Linked DNA regions of Homo sapiens: region 2 is linked to region 1. Evidence: read pairs that join two places in POLR2A ChIA-PET (ENCODE). Cell type or tissue: Panc1. All regions are shown on one strand. Links, peaks and the distances in the headings refer to the core of each region. The heading gives the core; the rest is flanking DNA. Region 1 overlaps EPS15 (epidermal growth factor receptor pathway substrate 15). Region 2 overlaps OSBPL9 (oxysterol binding protein like 9).

Region 1 (5,384 bases), core at 277-5,276:
TCCATGCTAACATGGCATGTTTGCCCTGGCATAATTAATAGTTGTTTTTATTTTTGTTTAATACCTAGTTAACTCTTGATTCTTTGGGATCAAATTATTGAATTCTGGGTTGTCCAAGGCTTTTTTTTTTCTGCCCCCAGCCTGCCTCTTGTCAGATTGAGTAAAGGAAGATAATGACAGGATATGCAAATCAGCCAGTTTGGCTATGGTTAACACTGCTGGGTCAAACTATAAAAAATAAAGATTGAGAATTATCTGAGTATTTTGTTTATACAGACTTTCAGTTACCTATATTAATGTGGGCATTAGTCAAGAGTTAACTATGTTTGAATTTACTCATTTCTTAAAAAAAAGTAAAAATGTGCACCTATGGATAAGTCCTAACTGACCTGTATTTTCTTCTGTTATTTTCTCTTCCCCACAGCATTTTGATTGAGATGTCATATGGAAGTGATACATTGTTGCTCTGAGTTAGTAGGGTAGAATTGTTCAGAATTTGTGATGGATATTGTAATGGATTGAAAGAGTGACACTTCAAAGTTTGTTTCATTTTGGCAGAAATACTGTTTTTTTTCCTCCCTGTAGTGGGTTGTATCCCCTGCAGAAAAAGCTAAATATGATGAAATCTTCCTGAAAACTGATAAAGATATGGACGGATTTGTGTCTGGATTGGAGGTCCGTGAAATATTCTTGAAAACAGGTTTACCTTCTACCTTACTAGCCCATATATGGTAAGACTTTATTTGAATTGATTTTTTAAAAATATGGTTTTGTATCAATTCCAGTTTCTGCATTTTGATTTTTAGTCATTTGTAAATAGGACAGTTTTTGTTTCAGAATTTTTTATAGAGAAAATCAGAATCTGAAGAATTCTTCTGGCTAATGGACAAAAGCTTGAGAATGGGTTACCTGAAGCTTTATAAGATTGACAGCATCCGCTGGGCATGGTGGCTCACGCCTGTAATCCCAGCACTTTGGGAGGCCGAGGTGGGTGGATCACCTGAGGTCGGGAGTTTGAGACCAGCTTGGCCAACATGGTGAAAAGCTGTCTCTACTAAAAACACAAAAAATTAGCCAGACATGGTGGTGTGCGCCTGTAGTTCCAGCTACTCGGGAGGGTGAGGCAGGAGAATTGCTTGAACCTGGGAGGTGGAGGTTGCAGTGAGCTGAGATCACGCCATTGCACTCCAGCCTGGGCAACAAGAATGAAACTCCATCTCAAAAAAAAAAAAAAAAAGAATGACAGTGTCAGTTAATTGTTATTAGAATGTTAAAATCCAGCTTCTGTTTATATCAATTAAACTTAAAATTTTCAGAGAGAATCCAGATATCTGAAATTTAAACAATGTAAAAAACAGTATCTTCAAGGCATACCTGCATAATTTTATAGTGTATATGTATACTTTCATACCTTCACATAGGAATAACATACTTGGTCCTTGAAAAGGCAAACCCTAGTGTCTTTAATGAATTTCACAGAAAATGAGATAATGTATATGAAAATGCTTTATAGTTTGTCTGCCGCCAATCCACCTAACGATACCAGAGGTTATCTTCAGGTTTTCAAGAGGCAGAAACGTCACAAGTGGGGCCACATGGTTGTAAAGAGAAACTTAGAAAAGAAGGGAGGCAGACAGTAAGTAGATCTGCCTTAAAAGAAACAAGAACCCAAGACTGGGAAAGATTAAATATGCATAACTAGTAGTAGCTGCCACTATTGAGTGCCTAGGGTAGGCACTATACTCAATAAATGGCAGTTGTCACGGGCTTAATGTTATGCCTAAGCTTTTTATATATCCTGTCTTTAATTCTCATAGTAATTTCGCAAGATGGGTGTTATCATCTCCACTTTATAGATGAGGAAACTAAGATTTGGAGAGGTTAAAAAACTTAGCCAAGGTTATAAGAAGAAATAAGTAGAAAAGCTGGAATTTAAGATCTATGTGACATGTAGTCTTTTTACTTATGTAGTCTTTTCATCAGGCCCTACTGGCCTTCAGTGCATTAAACAGATCAGGATTTCAGAAAGCTGAGCTTTTTTTTTTTTTAATTACAGAAAAAGAAAGTAGAGTAAAACCTTTGCAGTTTCTCTTCAAGTGATTGTGTAAAGCTTTCCAGATTGCTGCCTTTTCCTCACATGTGATTTCCATTTGCAGCTGTTTATTCTGCTTTGGCTTGGTGATCCTTGTATCCTCCTACTCCAAGAGTTGCAGGAGGCATAGCAATATCAAAATTGTGCTTGTTTTAGAATCCTTCTAATGCCACCAGTGAATCAAATTTGTTGAGACTTAGATTTTATCTTTAATATCTTTTAATGTTAAAAATGTTGGGTGTAAGGAATGTTAGGATTCTTTGGCCCACCACAACTTTTACTGTATAGTGGTTCTGAAAATTGGTAAGAAAACACAAAGTGTAAACCCAGATTAGAGGCTCCTGCTCAGCACCAGGGTGAACATTCTCTTTTTACCATCTTAGCTGATCTACCTCTTCGAACAGTTGAGTGAGTTTTTAATAACCTGCAAGTTGGTGTGACTGTCTTTTTAAATTCACCTCATTATTTTAAAAAAGCTGCATAGTGGTACTTTTTCTCTGGACTTTTTGCAGTTGTGGCACTTACATACCATTCATTTTGTTTATTTGTGCAGGTCATTATGCGACACAAAGGACTGTGGGAAGCTTTCAAAGGATCAGTTTGCCTTGGCTTTTCACTTAATCAGTCAGAAGTTAATCAAGGGCATTGATCCTCCTCACGTTCTTACTCCTGAAATGATTCCACCATCAGACAGGGCCAGTTTACAAAAGGTAAGAAAGCTTAAAAGGAAACCTGAATGTATTAATTTCAAAGGAACAATACTATGTCGAATTACAGATTCAATTTGGATGAAATAGAAGAGAAAATGTATCTGGCTAAGAGCAGAACAGTATACTGTTTGTGGTTTAGTTTGTGCCTATAAATATGCTGGAGTGCCTTGTATAACATCCTTGGCCAGTAGCTTGTTTACCCCATTCATTAAACATGACAACTATATTTCCAGTCTTAAAATTGGAAAATGTGGGCTTATTTTTCCTTTCCTGGATTTGTGAATTAAGTTTTATGAATAGATTATAAAAGGAAAGCTATAAAAATTAAATTATTGTGTTTCACTTGATGATTCACTCTTACATAAAATGATACAGATTTGAAAACAGAATCTTGCATATGATGGTTGCTTGGTGTCAATTTTACATCAAAAAAGCCTCCAAGGAAAACATTATGTTGAGGATGTATCTGTGCGGTTTTTGCTGTAGGTGACCTTTTGTTCCTGAGTATACCACTGAACTTCATATTTGAACAGCTAGAAGTGGGTTTTACCTAGTTTTGGTTTCTGGACAGCAGTGAGAATTTTCAAAACTTCATTGTTTTAGTCATGCCTTGATTTTTCTCTCCTCATGTAGAAACCCTTCCTAGTATGATGCATTTGCAATATCTTGGCCTTTAATAGACCTTTGAAAGGACTTGCATACCATAGTGGCTATTTGCCTTTAAAAATAAATACTTTGTATTTTTAAATCTCTTATGGCCTATAAAGTATAACCATGGCTGTGGAGATTTTTCAGGGTTGTTATACAGTAATAAGAGTTGTCAAATGTGTGGTATGAGGAGAGCTCTTTAAAATATCATAGAATATTTTGGGTTTTGCATTAATTTTGTCACATGGTTCTTAAAAATCCCATTTTAAAAAGATTAATAAAAACCAAATTGGGACCAAGCACAGTGGCTCACACCTGTAAACCCAGTATTTTGTGAGTCCGAGGTGGGAGGATCACTTGAGGCCAGGAGTTCCTGGGCAACATAGCAAGACCCTGTCTCTACAAAACAAAAACAAAAAAATTAGCCAGGTGCGTTGGCGTGTACCTGTAGTTCTAGCTACTCGGGAGGCTGAGGCAGGAGGATCACTTGAACCCAGGAGTTTGAGGTTGCAGTGAGCTAAGTAAGATCCAACTGCTACACTCCAGCCGGGGCAACAGAGCAAGACCCTGTCTCTTAAAAAAAGAAAGAAAGAAAGAAAGAAAGAAAATTGGATTTTTTTGGTAAGCTAAATGGAATTTATAGCTACCAGGTATGGAGAGTTACTTATAGAAGTTTTTGTCCTTATTTGTAATAAAATAAATATTTTATTATCTGCTTTGTGAGTTATGGGGGGGGCCTTTTTGTGAATTTTTTGATTCCTTATGATGTATGACATGAGTCCCTTAAGTTGTGGAAAAGGCTGAAAGTGATGCCACCCAGAAGGATAAAGGTTACTGAATATGCATTTTTGCTCTTTGCTATATAACTGTACCTCAGTTATGGAATACTGTGTTGTTTCATGCTTTCTTTCACCTATGCAGACTGCTTTTTTTTTTTCTGCCTTCTTCATTTTATAACCTATTCAATTGCCTACCAACACAAATTTTAGATATGACAGAAATTTCTGAAGCAAATTAAAAGTTTGAAGTCTATGTTAGTAGATGCTTGAAGTTGCATGAGGTATAGTTTTTAATTTAGTAGATTTGTCTGAAGTTCATTCACTAGATCATAGATACGTTTGTCTATTTATGTCAGATACCAGTATTATTCATTGAAATGGGAATTTATCACTGCTATCTTATCTATTAACCCAAAATTTTAACTTTAAAAATGAAAACTTGCATTGTTTTATCTTTCAAATAACCTCTTTTCTCTTTAATCTGGTTTTTTTAGTACTGCATTTTTTGCAGCTTTGACTAATCCTTTTTTGAATGTTGCTTTCCTTTCTGTGTTTTTTCTAGTTTGGACTATTTTTTCCATTCTGCAGCACTCTGCTTTTCGCCTTTCTTGTACTGTCAGTTTCTTAACTCTACTCTCTCTCAAGGTTAGAGCTTTACTTTATGCCTTTTTTAGCTTTGTGGTTTTTGGTTTACAAGATACATTTTGAAATGAGAGGTTTTTTATTCAGCAAAAAAAAGAAAATTCCTAAACAGCATGCTTTTGTCACATGTCACTTGGTCCTTGTGTGCATTTTAGTCTGCCTTCCCTAGGCTCTCTGATCCACTTAACATCACCAAAGTAGAATTTTTGTGTAATGCACAAGAATAGGGTAAGAGAAAACATTTTGAAAGAAGGGGACATGCTACATATTTTTTCTCATATACCCTTCAAATGCTACATAAAATATTAACTAAACTTTTTTCAGTATCTGGGGTGTCACTTTCTAACTTGTTTGAGGTTAAACTAATTTGTCTCACTTTGTCTTCTTATTTGATGATATTTTTACAGGCAAGACTATAAAATGTGAGTCACCTTTTTTTGAGTTAGAGTGACAGAGGAGATGTGGTAGTCACAAGTTCTTTGGTACATTTGCACCTCTGATAGCAAATTTCTG
Region 2 (5,384 bases), core at 308-5,307, 200 kb before region 1:
CTGAAAATAATTAAAACAAATACAACCAGGAAATAATCACGCAAATCCAGAATGTGTGACATTCTACAAAACAACTGGCTTAGATTCTTGCAAAATGTAAAAAAAAAAAAAAAAAAAAAAGACTAACATGTAAACAATCGTAATAGAGCAAAAATAAGTGCTGTGGACTCCAGAAGGCTCCTCCCAGTCAAGGAAAAAGATCAGGGAAGGAAGCAAAACTGAAATGATCAGGTTTCAAGTTTCAACCTGGGGCTTTAAAAAAGAAAGAAAGAAAAAAGAAATCTGATAAAAAGAAAGGGAAGGTAGTGGGGGAAAGGCCATTCCAAGACAAGGAAACAACATCAGCGAAGGCACAGATGTAGAAAACTTTACTTTCCTATTCATAGGAGAGTAGATGTACAGACAAGAGCACAGGGTGCAGACAGGAACTTACAGATAAGACTGAAGGCCAGGAACAGTGGCTCACGCTTGTAATCCCAACACTTTGGGAGACTGAGGTGGGCAGATCACTTGAGTGAGGCCAGGAGTTCAAGGCCAGCCTGGCTAACGTGGTGAAACCCTATCTCTACTAAAAATACAAAAATTAGCTGGGCATGGTGGTGCACACCTGTAATCCCAGCTACTTGGGAGGCTGAAGTAGGAGAATCCCTTGAACCTGGGAGGCGGAGGTTGCAGTGAGCAGAGATGGCACTGCTGCACTCCATCCTGGGAAACAGTGTGACTGTTTCAAAAAAATTAAAATTAAACATTTTTTAAAATGAGGCTGAAAAGAAGATTACAGGGACCAGATCCTGAAGGGTCTGAAAAAAAACATGGAGTAGTTAAGGAAATTTAACTTTATTCAATAGTTAATGGGGAGCTACTAAAGGTTTACAAAGAGGGCAATAGCATTCTTAAAGGTGTGTTTTAGAAAAATAACACCGTTAAATAAGAGGACTTGGAGAAAGGGATAATAGCAACATTAATAATAACAATAGCAGAAGCAGCAGATCCTCACTCATTGCTGCCCCTTATGTAACAGGCACTTTATATACAGTAAACCTTACAAGCCTTTGCATGGTAAGAATTATTCCTATATTAAAAATGAAAATGACACTAGGGATATCAAGTAAGTTACCCAGTGTTACATATGTAAAATGTGGCTGAGTTGCACAGTTGGAGATGCCTGTCCGGCAAATCATTCTCCCAGACCTTATCTGAGCTGTAATAGCATCAAATTATCCTCTTTCACAATAGCACAGGGCCCTCTCCCTCCCTCTCTCCACTCAGCTTTAATGCGGGGCTATAGGGAAGCTGGTGTGACTGCTTTCACCAGACACAGCCTTTTCTGATAAAGGAAGCTGACCAATCACAGGACCCACTACCCCACAGGGCAGGACAGAGTCATCTCCCAGGAAGTTTTTCAACCGGGGCAAAGGGAAGAGCTCCCTCCTATCTGCTCTTGAAGCTGTGAGGTACAGAGGCCACTGGTCCTGTGCCTTCTATGCGAAGAAAGCAAGCCTACACAGCAAGAGAAGCACAGAGATAAGGAGGAAAGTCCCAGCTGCCAGTGATCTTCAGCTACCTCCTGGTCTGAAGCAAATCTGTCTAAGCCAATGCCATTCACCAAATATTAGGTTATTTCTGATGAATCCTAGTAGCTTCTGGTAATGAAAGAAAGGTAGCTGACATAACGCCAGCAATCTTCCTACTGAGTGTTATCTTACCAATGTTCTGAAACCTGCTAACAAATGTCCTTTTTCAAGCAAATTGGCACAAATAGATATGTGGTCTACAGCCCAGTAACTGTCACTCTCTCTGCCTCCAGCTACAAGGCCCGGTACCTTAAAAAAGGACCACTCTGAAATGAATGCTACTGTCTTTTCAGCTGGATGACAAAACAGGATTACCCCCATGAAGTGGGAATATCGAACTGATATGTTCTACTCAGAAGGGGTTCTCGGGCTACTCCTGAGCTCAAGCAATCCACCTGCCTCAGCCTCCCAAAGTGCTGGGACTACAGGTGCGAGCCACTGTGCCTAGCCAAAAGTTGGTTCTTTAAAAAATCAACAAAATTGATAAATCATTAGCTAGACTGACCAAGGAAAAAAAAGGGGATTCAAAGTACTAAAATCAGGAATGAAAGAAAAAAAACATTATTACCAATCTTACAAAAACAAAAAAATTCTAAGGAAATACAAGGAACAACAAATTAGATGAAACCAATAAATTCCAAGAAAGATATAAACTGCCAAAACTGACTAAAGAAAAAATAGAAAATCTGAATAGACGTAAAATAAGTAAAAAGACTGAATTAGTAATCAAAAAACTTCTCACAAAGAAAAGCGCAGGCCCAGATGGTGAGTTCTATAAAATGTTTAAAGAATTAACGACATACCTTCACAAACTCTTCCAAAATATAGAAGAGCGAACACTTTCCAATTTTTTCTATAAAGCTAGTATTATTCTAATACCAAAACCAGAAAAAAAATCGTACGTAAAAAACAGTATCTGTTTCTAATATAGATGGACAAATTCTCAACAAAATACTAGCGAACAAAATCCAGCAAGATATAAAAAGGATTATATACTATGACCAAGTGGGATTTATCCCAAGAATACAAGGTTGAGTCAACGTATAAGAAACAATCAATATAATATACCATATTAATAAAATAAAGAACAAAAATCACATGATCATCTCAAAAGACACAGAAAACGTACTTTTAAAAAAATCTAACACCATTTCATGATAAAAACCACTCAACAAACTAGAAACAGAAGGGAACTTCTTTGAGTTAATAAGGGGCATCTATGAAAAGCCCAAGGTAACCGCATATGTAATGATGAAAGATTAAAAGCTTTATACCTAAGAACAAGACAAAAATGTCTTATCTTGCTACTCCTGCTCAACACTGTACTGGAGGTACTAGCCAGAGAAATCAGGCAAGAAAAGGAAATAAAGGCATCTAGATTAGAAAGGAAGAGTTTAAAGTATTTCTGTTTGAAGAAGACATAACCTTCCATATAGAAAATCCTAGGGGGCTGGGTGCAATGGATCACACCTGTAATCCCAGCACTTTGGGAGGCTGCAACAGGTGGATCACTTGAGGTCAGAAGTTCAAGACCAGCCTGGCCAACATGGTGAAACCCCATGTCTACTAAAAATACAAAAATTAGCTGGGAGTGGTGGGCGCCTGTAGTCCCAGCTACTCAGGAGGCTGAGGCTAGAGAATCGCTTGAACCCAGGAGGTTGTAGTGAGCCGAGATTGTGCCACTGCACTCCAGCCTGGGCAATGGAGCAAAACTCCGTCTCAAAAACAAAAAACAACAACAACAAAGAAAATCCTAAGGAATCCACACCAAAAACAAACTATTAGAGCTAATAAATGAGCTCACCAAAGTTTCAAACAGAAATTCAATAACAAAAATTAATTGTATTTCTATACTTTCAGATTTAAAAAATTTGGAGATATAACTAAGAAAACAATTCCATTTATAATAGCATCAAAAGGTAAAATACTTATTAATAAATTTAATAAAAGAAGCATAAGACTTGTACACTGAAAACTACAAAACAACACAAGGAAATTAAAGAAGACCTAAATAAATAGAAAGATACCTCATGCTCTTAGATTGAAAGACTTAATGTTGTTAAGATGGCAGTACTCCCTAAATTGATTTACAGATTCAATATAATACCTATCAAAATCCTAACTCCCCTTTTCTGTTGTAGAAATTGATAAGCTGATGCTAAAATTCAGTGGTTTTGCAAGGGACCCAGAATAGCCAGAACAAACTTCAAAAAAAGAACAACATTGGAGGACTCACACTTCTCAATTCCAAAATGCAACACAAAACCACAGTAATAATAGACAGTGTGGTACTGACATTAGGATATGCATAGGATCAATGGAATAGAATTGCAAGTATAGAAATAAACCCATACATACATAATCAAGTGATTTTTTTTTACAAGAGTGCCAAGACTATCCAATAGGGAATAGTCTTTCCAACAAATGATGATTAAACCATATGTAAAAGAATGAAGCTGGATACCTACCCTATGCCATAAAAAAAAGTTAACTCAAAATGGATCCAAGACCTAAATTTAAAGGGTAAAACTATTAAGTTCTTAGGTAAAAACGTAGGTATAAATCTTTGTGACCTTGGAATCAGCAATGGTTACATGATACCAAAAGCACAAGCAATAAAAGAAATATTAATAAACTGGGCATCATCAAAATTAAAAACATTTGTCCTTAAAGAACACTATCACACTAAGGCAGGAGGATCCCTTGAGCCCAGGAGTTTGAGGTTATGATGAGCTATAATCATGCCACTGCACCATAGCCTGGGCAACAGAATGAGACCCTGTCTTAAAAAAAAAACCAACCAAACAAACAAAAAACACTACCAAGAAAGTGAAAAGACAAACCAAAGAATGAGAGAAAATATTTGCAAATCATATATATCTGGGTAGGGGTATAGTATCGAGAATATATACAGAACTCGCACAACTCAACAATAAAAAGACAACCCAATTTAAAAATGGGCAAAGGATGTGAGTAGATATTTTGCCTAAGAAAATCAAGTTAAGAAGATAGTTTCAGCTGGTGATAAGTGTTAAGAAAATAAAGGAAGGTGATTGTCTTAGTGCATCTTGTGCTACTATAACAGAATACCAGAGACTGCATAATTTATAACAGAAATTTATTTTCTCAAGTTTTAAGGGGCTGGGAATTCCAAGATCCAAGCACCAGCATCTGGTGAGAGCCCTATTTATCGCAGAGCAGAGGGTGGAAAGGCAAAGAGTACAAGTGAGCGAGCCCTTTTTGTGATGGCGTTGATCTGTTTACAAGGGGACTGCCTAAACACTTTCCATTAGCCCCCACTTCCCAACACTGTTGCAGTGTTGCAGTTAAGTTTCCAACACATGAATGCTGGGGGACACATTTAAATTAGAGCAGTGATGATCAGAAAGTTATTGTTGGGAAAGGAGGTTCTATTTTAACTTAAGTAGCTTGAAAAAGCTCTTCAAGGAGTTGATACAAGAACTGAGATTTGAATTAGAGGACCGAGTAAAGTGAAGAATCTGCGGGCAAAGTCCCAGGCAGAGGGAAGAGCAGGAAATGATTCATCAGTAGACTTGCTCTCCCATTCTCGGCAAGGGCTATTTCACATTTTCTCCACTCTCTCCCTCAGCACATCTCCACCTGGCTTTCTCAAAGGCATTTAAAACTCAACATGGGCTGGGCGCGGTGGCTCACCTCTATAATCCCAGCACTTTGGGAGGCTGAGGCGGACAGATCACATGAGGTCGGGAGTTCAAGACCAGCCTGGCCAACATGGTGAAACCCTGTCTCTACTAAAAGTACAAAAATTAGCCGGGTGTGGTGGCACAC

The links. Peaks named below come from ENCODE experiments on the same cell type or tissue, not always from the same donor. Only the 100,000 strongest peaks of a DNase experiment are listed, where the experiment ranks them.
Region 2: POLR2A ChIA-PET joins it to region 1 with 10 read pairs; 2 of 35 experiments call an interaction of 5 or more read pairs at or near these places.

Annotation. Positions count from the first base shown.
Region 1 is chr1:51,442,307-51,447,690 of GRCh38, reverse strand. EPS15 (epidermal growth factor receptor pathway substrate 15) reads left to right here. Exons shown (of 25, transcript NM_001981.3): 10 at 586-731; 11 at 2,646-2,802. Among named protein-coding and RNA genes, the nearest start is that of EPS15-AS1, 73 kb to the left of the region's middle. In Panc1, for the core only: no CTCF peak of the experiment used is centred there; no DNase peak of the experiment used is centred there.
Region 2 is chr1:51,644,473-51,649,856 of GRCh38, reverse strand. The region is part of intron 1 of OSBPL9 (oxysterol binding protein like 9); the gene reads right to left. Among named protein-coding and RNA genes, the nearest start is that of OSBPL9, 30 kb to the right of the region's middle. RefSeq lists a silencer at 1,829-2,037. In Panc1, for the core only: no CTCF peak of the experiment used is centred there; a DNase peak (open chromatin) is centred at 5,063; H3K4me3 peaks cover 239 bases; H3K27ac peaks cover 2,762 bases.